Regions from separate parts of the Homo sapiens genome. Here region 1 is linked to region 2. A link is an interaction called in ENCODE POLR2A ChIA-PET data of the cell type or tissue named here. Cell type or tissue: IMR-90. All regions are shown on one strand. Links, peaks and the distances in the headings refer to the core of each region. The heading gives the core; the rest is flanking DNA.

Region 1 (7,915 bases), core at 2,440-4,939, 600 kb before region 2:
GCCTGAGGCCCGGCCGGGGCCTCCGAGGTCGAGCCTGAGTCGGGACTGGGTGGATTTGCCAGGAGTTGGGTATTTTCCTGTCCCCACCTGTCTAGGGATGAAAAGGAGTTGCCCGTGTTCGGTATTGAACCACGAAGGACCTTGCCATGCCCAGTACGGTGGCCACTGACCCCCCGCCGTTTGGGACGATGGAGCCCACGAAATGGGGCCAGTTTCAGTTGCGGTCCCAGCTGTGAAACGTACATCTGATTTTAAAAACTTCGGATGAGAAAGAAAGTAAAAGATGTCATTGGTAATCTTTTATACTTAAATGCATGTTGAGATGGTCATGTTTGGGACAAATTGGATTAACGAAAATAGATCATTAAAATTAATCTTGGCAGGATGCAGTGGCTCATGCCTGTCATCCCAAAACTTTGGGAGGCTGAGGCAGGAGGATCGTTTGAGTGCAGGAGTTCAAGACCAGCCTCAGCAACATAGTGAGACCCCTGTCTCTACAAAAAATACAAAAAATTAACTGGGCGTGGTGGCGCACGCCGGTAGTCAGCTACTCGGGAAGCTGAGGTGGGAGAATCTGCTACTCGGAAGGCTGGGGTGGGAGAATCCCTTGAGCCCAGGAGATTGAGGCTTCGGTGAGCTGAGATTGTGCCTTTGTGCTCCAGCCTGGGACACTGTCTCAAAACAAACAAATAAAAAAACAAAAGTTAATCTCACTGCTTTTCTTTTTCTCTTTTTTTAGTGTGGCTATTTGGAAATTTAAAATGACATATACGGGCCGGGCGGGGTGGCTCAACGTCTGTAATCCCAGCACTTTGGGAGGCCGAGGTGTGTGGATCACCTGAGGTCAGGAATTCCGAGACCAGCCTGGCCAACATGGAGAAACCCCGTCTCTAGTAAAAATACAAAAATCAGCCAGGCGTGGTGGCAGGCGCCTGTAATCCCAGCTACTGGGGAGGCTGAGGCAGGAGAATCGTTTGAACCGGGAGGCAGAGGTTGCAGTGAGCCGAGATTGTGCCACTGCACTCCTCCCTGGGCAACAGAGCGAGACTCCCTCTCCACATACATGCGTACATACATACATACATACAATGACACGTATGGCTTATTTTGTGTAATATATTTTGTACAATATTTCGACTGGACAGCGCGCAGCTGGGGCATCTGAATGGGTGGTGGCCCTGAGAAGACATGTCTATCTGCTTATCTTTCCTGCTTCTCTGATGGCATGTGGCCTCCTTCCCTTAAGCTCTCAAAGAATCCACTGCCTCTTCCTTCTCATACTGAGCCAAACTGTTGAACTGAATTGCACAATGGGTCTTGTCCTAATTTGCAGAATAATTCAAGTTAATGGACAGTATTTTCCCTGTTGAAAAATTTTCCCTATCTGCTGTATGCTGGAGGCTACAAATAGTTGTATGAGGTTTGTCTCAGGATGAGATCATGAGTTGTTGAGGCTCAATATTATCAATATTTGTGCGTGTGTGTTTGTGTGTGTGTGTTTATTCTACAAAGAGCCCGTTGATTTTCTGCCATCCAAACGAAGTGGAGAATTCCTGCCTTTCTTCATGTTACTGTGACTTTTCGTTGGGGGTTTTACACAGACCTACACCCTCTTTCCTTCCCATTCCCCAGATTCTGTCAGTTTTTGCAAATAAGAATGGTGGCTTGTCAGCCACATTGTTCCACAATTCTTAGTTTTGACTGATTTTAAAACCTGCCAGTTGGGGTGGGTTAAATTGTCATTGTAAGTGGAAGAGAATCAATTATAGAAACTCTCAACTCCAGGGATGGTGAGAGTGACTGTTGGAAAGTTTTGAGCATTTCAGTAAAGGAAGAAAGAAACAAAAGACGTCTGTATCCTGTTGCCACAGATACCCTAGAAAGGGCTTTCTAGAGACAGTATGATGTGAGCAAACTTTTGTCTTCTGGATAACGTCTGGAAGTGTTCTGTTTTGTTTTGTTTTTTTTCTAGTGAAAATATTTTTCTCCAGAATCCTTATGAAAATTACTTAAAGTGTGAGGTGTTGGCAAATCAAGAAGAAATTTTAGATAATTTTTAAGGAGGAGAGAAGTATTAAAGTATTAATCCAGAAGTTTAAAAATTACTGCTAGTGATAACGTTTTAATTTACATGTACACAAAAGGCATATTAAATGAGGTGATTTTCGTTTATGTAAAGCAACGAGGTTACTTTTTCACAAATAGAAAGCGGGAAGCTTTATGTTTTCTGAAAAGGCCTGAATTTGGAGCAGGACATTAATCTGGCACATTTGGTAAGAAGGTGAGAGTGTGTTGGGGTTACTTGGTTGGGAAGACTTCATCGGCTGGCGGTCTTGGGTACATCGTGGTGGTATCAGTGTCCCCAGGCAAATCATTTGTCATGAAGCTTTTACATGAAATATTCCTGTTGAGTTCTTCCATACAGAGGTCATAGATAAGATGAGATGTTCCTGGGAACCACCACTTAGCAGGGCGTGGGTGCCGAGGGAGGCTCTTGGCAGGCGGAGCCTCTTCGCAGAGGGAGGCTCTTCAGGCTCTTCACAGACTTTGTATCTTACTGAATCTGAAATCTGACAGCAATTTCAAAGTGAATAGTTCCTGTGGGGGGAAGAACTCCAGCCAAAATGTAACATTACCTTCCTGCTGTTGTTTGGCATACTGTCTCTCATGAAATTTTCCTTTTCAGTAAAAGGGAGAAACTGTTTCATAAAGTATCCAATAGGAGCTTCAACAACTTTAATGTCTTATCATCTGGGTTTGCAGCCTTCTGAGGCTTGCCTTGTGCCCCAGGTGCTTTTGTAAGTGTTGCAAGAGCCAGTTAATATACTGTTGCCAATTAAGGATGACAATAATGATACTTTAACTACTTTGTAGTTGTTGTTTTAAAGCTATTAATATTACACAGGCTTCAGTCTGGGGATAGAATTGAATATGGAGTGGAATGTATCATTTTTCCTCCCCCCCACCCCCTTTTTTTTGAGACAGGATCTTGCTCTGACACCCAGGTTGGAGTATAGTGGCATAGTCATAGTTTGCTGTGACCTCAAACTCCTGGCCTCAAGCAATCCTTCTGCCTCAGTCTCCCGAGTAGCTGGCACTACAGTGTACACCACCATGCCCATTTAATTTTTTAAACATTTTTATAGAGATGGGGTCTCCTATGTTGCCTAGGCTGGTCTCAAACTCCTGGCCTGAAGCGATCCTCCCACCTCAGCCTCCTAAAATGTTGGGATTACAGGCATGAGCCACTGCACCCAGCCTGTAATTTTTCACTTGAAATGTAGGGATACCTTTTTAGGCAAAAGTACAAATGCTGTGCTAGGTGACCTCTGCACTGCCTTCACTGGGAGACTTTGGTCCTGTGTTAGTACATCTTGTAAGTAAGGCTGTTTTAATATTATTTGTATTTAAATACATTATGTTCTGGGTGGAGCAGATCCCCTTGAAAGATTTTCCCTGGAGTGATGTCCAGACTCCTGGCCTACTGCATTCCTGTGAAAGCCCTCTGCTTTGTCTGAGTTGCATTAAATGACGTCTGTTGAGCATATCTTTTTGTGTACACAAGTGCACACGCATGCGTGTGTTTCTTTCATTTCTCCTGAATGGCTTTAAAGTGCCCACCTGTTCATCAGAGCCATATTTGTCTTTCAGAGCCCAGCCCAGGGCCACCCTAGACAGATGCTCACTCCCCTCCAGGCGTCTTTGGCACGTAATGTGCAGAAGAGCCAGGTGGATAGGCTCTCAGGCTTGGAGCCAGGCTGTCTGCCTTTGAAATTGAGCTCTGCTACTTCCTAGGTGTAATCCTGGGCCAGCTGCGTCACTTATCTGTATTTCAGTTTCTTTATAGTACCTGTCACTTAAGGTTAGCAGGAGGATTAAATGACTTAATACGTATAAAGCATGTAGAACAGTGCCTGGAGTCCAGTAAGAGCTACTATTTCTGTCTCAGTATGTTGCAGTCACATTTCCCTTACCTTGATGTCTTCTGTTAATGTGAGCTAGTTTCTAAAGTTACCATGTAAGGTCAAAAGCTCATGGATGTGGATTTATTTGTCTAGTTACCAACATTGTACTAGACTTTGGGATAATGAGTTTAACCTACCAGGCACTGAGTAAATAGTAAGGGAGTTCTGAAGATCCAGGATACCTTGAGATCTTACATAACTTCAAGATTAGTAACAAATTTTAAATCAGCTGATCCCAGAGAGATGATATTCCAGTTTGTAAGAGTTCAGTTAATTTAATGAAATTCTTATTTAATTGAGTTTCTTGCTTTAAAATGAACTGTTCAAAGTATCTCTCCTTGGGCCAGACACAGGTCACGCCTGTAATCCCAATACTTTGGGAGGCTAAGGTGGGTGGATTGCTTGAGCCTGGAAGTTTGAGAACAGCCTGGGCAATATAGTGGGACTCTGTCTCTACAAAAAATACAAAAATTATTCAGGTATAGTGGCATGTGCTTGTAGTTCCAGCTACTTGGGAGGCTGAGATGGGAAGATTGAGCTCTGGAGGTTGAGGCTGCAGTGAGCTATGGTTGTGCCACTGTACTGCAGCCTGGGCAACACAGGGAGACACTGTCTCAAAGACAAAACAAAAAAACAAAGTGCCTTCTTCCCTGGAATTCTTTTTTATTTAGGAGAAGAGGGGATCAGTGAAACTTGTCATTGTATATCTTGAGGAATCCCTTATGGTTTCAGGTTTTTTTCCGTCGCTGTCTCCAGGCAGTTCCCACTATATTGATTCACTTCCCACCTTGTTTCCCCAAAGGGTTGGGGGCCAAGCCCCACTATAACCAGCTCTGTTTGCATGCAGTCATTTCCTGCTGGGCACCCTCCTTCTTCACGCTTGCTTCTTGTGAATGGTTTTACCAGCTTCTATCTCCTGGGCCTCTGAACTTTGTATGAGGCATTCTCTTTACACTGGGCTGCTTACTTCATTCTTTGTTCAAGTATTTGTTGAGCTGGACCCAGATCTTGTTCTTACAATGAAGCATGAGAAGTAGCAGGTACCTGCTGAAGTGAATAAGAGGGGTGAGACTGGGGTGAGGCAGCAATTTAGGGTGGCAAGGGAAGGTACCTAACAGTGTTATTTAAGCCCACTTGTGGATGGATGAAAGGGAGGCAGCTCTGTGAAGAGCTGGGAAGTGTATTTTGGGCAGAGGGAACAACAAACACAGTGACTTAGAAGCATGGAGTGCCTGACTTGTTCTGGGAGCTCTTAAAAGGTCAGTGTGACGGGAGCCTCATGTGTGAAGCTGGGGGAGGCAGGAGCTGCGTGGCTTGGGGATGGGGGTCTGCTAGGTCACCGTACGGAGGCAAGGCTTCATCCAGCGTCCCAAGCAACTGCTGAAGGGTCTTAAGCAGAGTGCAAGCATTGGGATGTGTGTGTGTGTGTGTGTGTGTGTGTGTGTGTGTGTGTGTGTTTTAAAAATTTATTTTAGAGACAGGGTCTTGCTCTGTACCCCAGGCTGGAGTGCAGTGGTGTGATTATAGCTTGCTGAGCCTTGAAGACCTGGGCTTAAGCGATCTTCCTCCCTTAGCCTCTGAGTAGCTGAGACTACATACAAGCAGGTGCCACCAGTCTGGGCTGATTTTTATTTTTATTTTTTACTTGTTTTATTTATCTATTTATTTTTGAGGCAGAATGTTGCTCTGTGGCCCAGGCTGGAGTGCAGTGGCGCAATCTTGGCTCACTGCAACCTCTGCCTCCTGGGAGAGACCGAGGTGGGCAGATCACCTGAGGTCGGGAGTTCAAGACCAGCTGGACCAACATGAAGAAACCTCATCTCTACTAAAAATACAAAATTAGCCGGGCGTTTTGGCGTGTGCCTGTAATCACAGCTACTCGGGAGGCTGAGGCAGAAGAATCGCTTGAACCTGGGAGGCGGAGGTTGCAATGAGCCGAGATCGTGCCATTGCACTCCAGCCTGGGCAATAAGAGTGAAACTCCGTCTCAAACAACAATAATAACGACGACGACAACAACACCTTTGCTGTCAAAAATAACCAAAGTCAAAAGATTGACATCAAATTGGAAAAAATACCAATAACATCAGAAAGGACTATTTTCCTCAACATATAAAGAGCTTCCATAAATAAGTAAAGCTCAGCCTGGAAGAAAAATGAGCAGAGGGTATGAGCAAACAATTCACAGACAAGGAAGTACAGATGATTCTTAAATTTGAAAGGACGCTGAGCCTTGCTAATGATAGATTAAAACAAACATGGCCTCATCACATTGCCACACTGTTTCTCACTTTTTTGGTTCACAAGGATGCACACATTTGATGCCTGGGTGAAGTGGGGAACCAGGAATCCTCTGCATTGTTGGTGGGAGAATCATTTGGTGTATTGTGTCAATAGCTGGCAAAATAAACAAATACATATGCCCTTTATCCTTTAGAAATTCTTTTTTTTTTTTTTTTTTTTTTTGAGATGGAGTCTCACTCTGTGGTTCAGGTGGAATGCAGTGGCATGATCTTTGCTCGCTGCAGCCTGCACCTCCCGGGTTCTAGCTATTCTCCTGCCTTAGCGTCTCGAGTAGCTGGGATTACAGGTGTATGCCTCCACACCCGGTTAATTTTTGTATTTTTAGTAGAGATGGGGTTTCACCATGTTGGCTGGGCTGGTCTGGAACTCCTGACTTCAAGTGATCTGCCTGCCTCGGCCTCCCAAAGTGCTGGGATTACAGGTGTGAGCCACCATGGCTGGCCTATCCTATAAAAGTTCTTTAAAGGGATACTTAGATGTGTATGAAATGCCCTGTGTACATGGTGACCTTTAAAGATTGGAAACAACCAGAAGGTCCATCACCAGAGGCCTGGTAAAATTATGGTACAACCATATCATGGAACGCTGTGTGTTTTGAAAACGAACACACTGATTAGATACTACATAAAGACAGTGGGGTACAGAACTCACTGGTAGCTCCAGTTTGAATAAAAAAGAACATATGCACGGCCGGGCGCAGTGGCTCATGCCTGTTATTCCAGCACTTTGGGAGGCCAAGGCAGGCCGATCACCTGAGGTCAGGAGTTCAAGACCAGCCTGGCCAACATGGTGAAACCCCATCTCTACAAAAATACAAAAATTAGCCAGGCCTGGTGACGTGCGCCTGTAATCCCAGCTACTTGGGAGGCTGAGGCAGTAGAATTGCTTGAACCCAGGAAGCGGAGGCTGGAGATTGTGCCATTGCACTCCAGCCTGGGTGACAGAGCGAGAGTTTGTCTCAAAAAAAAAATAAAAACAAACAAACATATACACAGAATACTTTTACCTTTTTATTTTGAAATAATTATAGACTCACAGGAAGTTTCAAAAGTAGTACATGGAGTCCCATGAACCCTTCACCCCCTCTTCCTTCAATGGTGACATATAACTGTAGCACACTGTCACAACCAGGAAATTGACATTAGTATAATACTGTTAACCAAACTATGGGCCTCACTGGGTTTTAAGCAGCACTTGTGTGTGTGTGGTTGTGCGTGCCTGTGTGTGTATGTGTGTGTGTGTAGTATTATGCAGTTTTATCCCATGCATAAATTCATGTAACCACTCCCACAATCAAGATACAGAATCGTTCTATAGAATATCTTTGTGAGGCCGAGCGTGGTGGCTCACGCCTGTAATCCCAGCACTTTGGGAGGCTGAGGCAGGCAGATCACGAGGTCAGGAGTTCGAGACCAGCCTGACCAACATGGTGAAACCCCATCTCTACTAAAAATACAAAAATTAGCTGGGTGTGCTGGTGCGTACCTGTAACCCCAGATACTGGGGCGGCTGAGGCAGGATAATCGCTTGAACCCAGGAGGCGGAGGTTGTATTGAGCCGAGATCACGCCACTACACTCCAGCCTGGGCAACAGAGGGAGACTGCGTCTCAAAAAAAAAAAAAAAGAAAGAAAAAAAAGAAAGCAA
Region 2 (7,915 bases), core at 3,342-5,841:
GTGAAACCCTATCTCTACTGAAAAATACAGAAATTAGCTAGGCATGGTGGTGCACACTTGTAATCCCAGCTATTCAGGAGAATAGCCCCTGCCCGTATCCTAACTGCAGCCTCATGGGAGAGGCTGAGCCAGAACCAGCTGGAGAAACCACTCCCTGACTTCTGAGGCAGGAGAATCACTTAAACTCGGGAAGTGGAGGCTACAGTGAGCCGAGATCATGCACCCCAGCCTGGGCGATAGAGCGAAACTCTGTCTGGAGGATAAAAAAAAAAGGAAAGAATAAAAAGACAAAGGAAGTATGAGTGCATGAATGGATGTGGGAGTGAAAAACATGAGCTAGAAGAGGAAGGAGAGGAGGCAGAAGGGAGGAAATGGTGTGAGGGGGAGGAGGGGCTGTGGGTTGTGCCTTCTGTGTTTCAGGCTTCAGCTCCTCTCCCTCCCTTGGCCTGGGGTCTGCCTATCCATCACCCTATCCCAGCCTGACCCCCAGGCTCCCAACCCTCTGAACCTCTGCCCTCCATCTGCCCCCTTGAGCTTGCTTTGGCACGAGACAGCCCCTGTTCTTGCTGTGGCTTCTGTGCCTCATGGTTCTAACATGGCTGCCCCAGCCCCATACATCACCTCCTTAGGAGAATAGATCCTGAGGGGGGAAAATATCTTTCTCTTCCAGGATCTTTAATTTGTCAGGGAGGAAAATCTTTTCAGGAAGCTCTCCCCTCTCCATCCAAAATTCCCCTACTCCTTATATCTCACTGGGTAAAAGAAGGTCACATGCTTACCCCCTGGACCAATCACTGGAAGGAAAAGAGGATGGCGATGATTTCTCCCTTGGTGCTGGGCTCAGTGCCTGGTGTACACAATGGGGCTCTATGGGCAGAGACATGCATGTGGCTGCTGGGCAGGCACTCAGGGTGACTGACCCCAAAAACCATGAACAAAGGTCTACAGGGGGCAGAGCTGAGGGGCTCCCAACAACTCACAGAAGCCTGGACCTGCTTCCCCAGGGAGCTGAGGCTTGAGCAGGGCTTTGAAGGATGCATGAGTTCACCAGGCCCAAGAAATCGCCTGCAAAGGCTCTGAAACACAAAATAGCAAATGTCAAGGTAATGAAGAGCCTCTCGGAGGCTAAGATAGTTGAAAAGTGAATCAACAGTCCAGCGATTAGACTGCCAGGCTAAGGGGCTCAGGTCTAACTTGTGGGCCATCCTTCTTCTAATTCAAGCCTTTAAAGTACCACTTCTGTGGTTGAACCATGGCTGAGCACCATTATTTAACAATTTATTTAAAACGCAACAATTTTAAAAGGTAATTTCAACTTAAAAGTACATCCCACAATACTCTACAAGCAGAACACCAGCCCAGCTTGCCACAAATAGCAGGTAACTAAATAAATGCAATGAAAATAAAACAAGGCCAGTGTGGTGACTCACACCTATAATCCCAGTACTTTGAAAGGCCAAGGTGGGAGGACTGCTTCAGGCCAGGAGTTTGAGACCTACCTGGGCAACATGGTGAGACCCTGTCTGTACAAAAAAACACAAAAGTTAGCCAGATGTGATGGTGTGCACCTCCCAGCTACTTGGGAGGCTGAGGTGGAAGAATCCCTTGAGCCTGGGAGACAGCAGTTACAGTGAGCTGAGATTGCACCACTGTACTCCAGCCTTGGTGACAGAGTGAGATCCCATCTCCAAAAAGAAGAGGAGGAAGAAGAAGGAAGAAGGAAGGAGGAGGAGGAGAAGAGGAGGAAGAGGAGGAAGAGGAGGAAGAAGAAGAAGAGCAGGATGAGGAGGAAGAGGGAGGCAAAGAAGGAAAAGATGAGGAGGAGGAAGAGGAGGAGTTAGAGGAGGAGGAAAAGATGATCATCATGATAATGACTGATGATGAAGAGAAAGAAGAAGAGGAAGAGGATGAAGAGGAAGGGGAAGAGAGGAAGAGGAGAAAGAAGAAAAGTTATGATGCAGATGGGCCAGGCACCATGGCTTACACCTGTAATCCCAGCACTTTGAGAGACTGAGGCAGGTGGATCACCTGAAGTCAAGAGTTCAAGACCAGCCTGACCAACATGATGAACCCCTATCTCTACTAAAAATACAAAAAACTAGCTGGTGGTGGTGGTACTTGCCTGTAATCCCAGCTACTCAGGAGGCTGAGGCAGGAGAATCGCTTGAACCTGGGAGGTGGAGGTGGCAGTGAGCCGAAATCATGCCACTACACTCCAGCCTAGCCGACAGAGCCAGACTCCGTCTAAAAAAAAAAAAAAAAAAAAAGATGATGAAGATGATGCCAGGGAAGACAAAATGATGATGGTGATTTTTGTTTGTGGAATAACAAAGGGAAGTAGAATAACAAAGGATAGGCTTGGCTTTTAGAAAGTGTTTCTCACAATCACCTTCTCACAGCTGAAAAGCATGAGAGGAAGCTCTGTGAGTAGCCACTGAGCCTGGAGTGTCCTAGGTGGGTGGCTGGACCCTGCACTGGGGCTGCTCATGGGGCTGCCTGTCCAGAGACTGCAGCTCCCTAAAGGCAGTGGTAGCTTCTTCAGCCCCCTGCCCAGCCTGGGACAATCCTGCCCAGAGGGTCATGGGACTGCAAGGCACCTCTCAGTAGCCACTCCCTGAAGCCAGAGACAAGGGCAACTGGTTTATTCACCAATCTTGTGGCATGTCAAGGAGAAAAGGGTCACTGTAGGAGTGCCTGCTGGGGGCCAGCCACTCATGACCCCTCTTGGTGAAGCTGGTGTGCAGACTTTGCACACAGGCACTCTGGAAAGAAGGTGTCTGAACTTCCATCTTGCAGGAGGGGAAACTGAAGTTCAGAGATGTCCAGTCACTTGCTCTTGGTCACACAGAAAGTTGGTTGTAGAATCAGGAGTTAAAACCATGCTTGTCTAGCCCCAGGGTCTCTCTGTACATGTGTGTACATACGGGTACACACATGCATTGCACACCTGTGTGTGTGTGTGTGTGTGTGTGTGTGTGTGTGTGTGTGCATGTCTCTGGGAGCCCTCCCCTGTGAGACTGGTAAGCTGGACTTTTGGCAGTCACCTTCTAGCTGACCTCCTGGCCTCCACCCTCACCCTGCCCCAGGGTGTTCTCCAAGCAGAGGTCTGAGTGGCCCTGTTAAAACCTAGGTTGTGCCACAGCCCTCTCCCCCCAGTCCTCCAGGGCTCCCCATCCTTCTCAGAGGAGAGGCCAAGGTATCCTCTGTGGCCTCCCCGGTCTTCCCCATCATTGCTCTGACACCTCTACCCTTACTCTCCCTAGCTCCTCTCCAGCCATGCCAGTGCTCGCAGCTCCTCCAGGGTGCTCCAGGGCCTTTGCACTGGCTGTTCCCTCTGCCTGGGGTGCTGTCACCCCAGACATCCATGAGGTTCTCTCACTCACCTCCTTCAATCTCTGCTCAAAGTCCTTTCTCAGAACAACCTTCCCTGACCTCCTGGTTTAAAACGGTAGCTCCTTTCTTCCCCTTACTGGCCTGCTGATCCCCCTTCCTTGGCTGTATTTTTATAGAATTTACCTATTTTTAATTTTCTTTGTTGCCTATGTCCCCTGCTGGGAGGTCCTTCCCTCCCTTGTCTGAGTCATTTACTGCTGCCTCCCTAGTGACCTGTACAGTGTCTGGTACACAGTATGTGCTCAGTCAACGTTTTTTGTTTGTTTGTTTTTTGTTTTTTTAGACAAAGTGCCACTCTATCACCCAAGCTGGAGTGCAGTGACATGATCTCAGCTCACTGCAACCTCCGTCTCCTGTGTTCAGGCGATTCTCATGCCTCAGCCACCTGAGTAGTTGGGACTACAGGCGCATGCCACCACACCCAGCTATTTTTTGTATTTTTAGTAGAGATGGGGTTTCGCCATGTTGGTCAGGCTGGTCTCAAACTCCTGGGCTCAAGTGATTCTCCCACCTCAGACTCCCAAAAGTGCTGGGATTACAGATGTGAGCCACTGTGCCCAGCTAAGTTTTGCTGGATCAATGTTCAAGTCCTGGGAGAAGCCAAGCCTTCCCTCTCCACCTGCTGAAGCCTCCTGGGGAGGGGCCCGAGGATGGGGCTTTCTAGTTCCCACCTCTCATGACAGATGCCATCAAGGCCCAGGCAGACGGTGCGCTGCGCCAATGGATTTTGGCAGCAGTTACTCTGAAAAGGGCTGTTCCCGCTTGGGCAGATTGGCAGGAAAAGCCCCAAGTCAATAAGGGGTGGGAGATAAGCATGTTCGAGAGAAGCCACTGAGATTGGGTGGGCTCCAGGCTGTTCCTGTGAATCTGCAGGGCAACCCAAGGTGGGGGCGGGGTGGGGCAGGTGCCCTGCTGTGGCACCTGGAGCTGGCACAAGGCCTGCTCTGGCCCTGGTCACGGTGTGGGGTGGGGGCTCCTTCTGTCTTTGGCTGCCTGTATCTGCTCTGTGAGAGGCAAAGGATGCCAGGCCCAGGGCACTGGACCAGGCTCGTGGACTCCTGCTCAAGGCACTGCCGACTTCAGATTTTAGGTCCAAGTCCCAGGGGGGACTTCGCTTCTCAGCCAAGTGGCCCTGGTTCAAGGGTCCGCCATCTGTAACATGGGGATAATAATAGTCCCAGCGCAGCAAGGTTATTGGGAGTATGAACTCCGATTAGGCTTAGAAACTGCTTAGCTAAGCCTGGCCTGGAGGAAGTGCCCATTAAGTGGGAGTTTTTGCTGCTATTTTAGCTGCAGCAACACTGCCTCATAGCTGTGTGACTCAGGATCAGTCACTCAGCCTCCCTGGTCTGGGTCTCAGTTGCTGTTCTGTAAAAGAAGATGATACTACTAGAAGGCTTCCCACCATCTACAAGAGACTCAAAATATGCAGGCTGATTGAGGCTGGGAAGCTGCTGGGGGCCTCACCTGGATCAGAGGAGACTCCAGCCCTGGAACGTCAGACCTCCAGCTGGGATGGACTAGGGACAAGTGGAGGGAGGGGGGCCGCTGGCTGTGGGAATGTCGAGGATGGAGAGGGGAAATCTGAGGAGGCTTCTCAGAGGAGGTGAACTCTGAGCTGGGCTGTAAATCGGGAAAGATTTAAAATGTACAACATTTGGCGGTGGGGAGGCTGTGGTGAGATGGGCACTTGTGTACATCGCTGGTGAGAGTGTCAGTGGTCCAATATTTTTGGAAAGCAATCTGGCAATTTGTAGCCAGAGTCTTAAGATGGTTTACCTTTCTATGATCTAGTAATTCCCATGCTCAGGACCTCTTCTGGGGAGGTAATATAAAATGTGGATAGACCATGAGGGTGCACAGCTAGCCACAGGGATACATTCCCTGCAGCAGAACTTGTTACACACTTTAGAAATGGAGTTTCCATGGCCAGACTCAGTGGCTCGCACCTGTAATCCCAGCACTTTGGGAGGCTGAGGTGGGCAAATTGCTTGAGCCCAGGAGTTTGAGATGAGGCAGGGCAACATGGGGAAAACCCATCTCTACTAAAAATACAAAAATTAGCCGGGCATGTTGGTGCATGCCTGTAATCCCAGCTACTCAGGACACCGAGGCAGGAGAATTGCCTGAACCCGGGAGGCAGAGGTTGCGGTGAGCTGAGATGGCACCACTGCACTCCTGCCTAGGCAACAGCATGAGACTCCATCTCAAAAAAAAAAAAAAAAAATGGAGTTTCCAGGATCGTGGAGAAATGATGAACCATATCATGTCACGCTGGGTCAAAAGCATGACATGAAATGACACCCACTGTGTTATTTCAATTCTAAAATGCATAGAAAAAAGACCAGAAAGAAATCTGCCAGGATGTCCACAAGGGTTGTCCTTTAATGGTGAGATTATGGGAAATACTGTTGTTCTAGACTTTGCCAAATTGCCAGGAGAGCTGTGCAGTCCTTTTGGCAACCAGTTGCAGCAACACAGCAAAAGAGAAAAATGAAACCCGGCAAAGGAAGAGGTGACGGCAGCTCAGGTAGACACCGGGCACACGGATGGTTTGTTTGGACACTTGTTGAGCCGCCGGCCTGGCCAGAGACCAAGAGCTGTCCTTTACCCGTCCTCTCCCTTGTGGCCAGTCCGACCAAACCTGTCAATTTTACCTGCTGAACATGTTGCAGGTCACCCACTTCAGCTGTGACCTGTCCCCACTGCCATGGGCTCCTCTTGATCACTCGTCACCTGCAGCTCCGGCCATCTTCTTGCCAGCCACATCCAGCCAGGCGGTTTTTTTTGTGTAAAACACTTCAGTGTGTGCCATTGCCATTGGTCCCTCGGCCAAGCTCTCCAGTGTAGCTTTGAAGGCCTCTGGGGGCTGCCCAGGCAGGCCCTCTGGGTATGGCACCGTCACGCTGCGTTCCTGCCTTTCTAGCTGGCTTCTTTACCATCTTCCATCTACGCCACGCCCAGCCTGGCCCGGGAGCTAGTGCTGCAGAGTGGAGCCAAAGAACAAACACGGGGATTGAATGAACAAGCGGAGTGGTTCCTACCATCCGCTGGGGCATGCAAATGGGGAGAGGGAACCCAGGGAGCGACCCATTTTCCAGATGAGGAAATGGAGGCCTAAGAAGTTAGTTTCTGTGCCCTGTGTGCAGATGCCACAGCTGGGAAGTCATGGTCTGCCTGTCTGTTGTTAGATCCTGTCCTTTGTGAGGGCAATGGCTGTGTTCAGGTCACCTCTGTGTCCCCAGGATGCAGCCCAAGCAGGCACACAGGCGGAGGTGGAATGAGAGAGTGAGGAGGCCCTGGGTCTCGGCCCATAGGGCAGCAACTTGAATATTTTTAGCTGCCTTCTTGGGGAGGGGACATGCGGGTAGCAGCGGAGAGTGCTCAGGAGGGTGGCCTCAGTTTACCCACAGGGGCTGGGCTAATCAAATATTGAGCTCCCTGCACCTGACCCAGGGGTTCGGAAGGGCTACTGGAGGTGAAGGGGTCAGGGTAAGGAGAAAATACTGTACCAGCCACCGATCACCAGTCTGCCCCTAGGCCCAGGTGTTGGGGGAGCTGACAGGGTGGGGAGCCCACACCTGCCAAAGACTGGTCCGTACTTCTATCCAGGTGGACAAGGGCCCAAGATCCTCACATGTGATTTTTAAAGAGAAGCCAGGAATCCAGGTATTTGTACCAGATCCCCGACGTTTAAAATCTTGGCTCAATGGTTCTTTTAAAAGCCTTTGATGGCCAAACGGAACACACAGAGGGGCTGCACTGGACCCAGGGGCTGCCCATTTGTAACCTCTGGTTTGGGGGGTGTGGCTACTGTGTTTGGGGTCTGGTAGCGCCTCCCTGCATCCACTCCAGGTCCCCAGGCCCCCACCAGTCTTCCAGCCCATGTGCCTGTTGAGTCTCCAATTTTCTGTCCAAATGAGGAGCTCACTCAGGAGCCATCTCGGCTCCAGGCGAGGCAGCTGGGAGGAAGCAGGACCTTCATGGCATGGGACAGTCCTCAGCCAACAGGGCATGAGAGTTGGGGGATAAATGCCTGACCTCCTGCCCCTCCCAGGACCAGTCCCAAGGCTCATCTATGCAGCTCTGCAGAGGGGCTCCAGAGAGGCTGAGTATCAAGTGCCCCCAGCAGTGTCTGGCGGTGACCAGGCCAGCTGTGCCCTGTCTACTGGCCTCCTGCCCTTCTCTCCCAGCTCCCACTCCAGCTTCCTGGGGCCACTACCCAAATAAACCAGCAGCACTGTGTCCTCCTTTCAGGCCTCTGATGTCAGGGGTTCCCCAAACGAAAGCCATGAGATTTTGCTCATGGCAAAGAAACAAAAATCCTTTGAGGTGTGACAAACGCCAGGAAAGAAATGGGTGGCAGCTGCTGATGGAGGAAAGCAGGGGTCTGACGTCAGAATAGTCCCTGGAAGTAACACTGATTCTGTGGACGGAGGATAACGACAGAGGATGGGTGCAGGTGCAGAGGTTGGGGAGGGGGCTGGAGGGAGGAAAGGCAGGTGCCAAGGTCCTGGGAGGG

What was found. ChIA-PET counts read pairs that join two places held together with the same protein. Peaks named below come from ENCODE experiments on the same cell type or tissue, not always from the same donor. Only the 100,000 strongest peaks of a DNase experiment are listed, where the experiment ranks them.
Region 1: POLR2A ChIA-PET joins it to region 2 with 11 read pairs; 1 of 35 experiments calls an interaction of 5 or more read pairs at or near these places.

What each region holds. Positions count from the first base shown.
Region 1 is chr16:11,788,596-11,796,510 of GRCh38, reverse strand. The region is part of intron 1 of ZC3H7A (zinc finger CCCH-type containing 7A); the gene reads left to right. Among named protein-coding and RNA genes, the nearest start is that of ZC3H7A, 4.7 kb to the left of the region's middle. RefSeq lists a silencer at 1-21. In IMR-90, for the core only: no CTCF peak of the experiment used is centred there; no DNase peak of the experiment used is centred there; H3K27ac peaks cover 79 bases.
Region 2 is chr16:11,187,581-11,195,495 of GRCh38, reverse strand. No RefSeq gene overlaps it. Among named protein-coding and RNA genes, the nearest start is that of SOCS1, 65 kb to the left of the region's middle. In IMR-90, for the core only: no CTCF peak of the experiment used is centred there; a DNase peak (open chromatin) is centred at 4,705.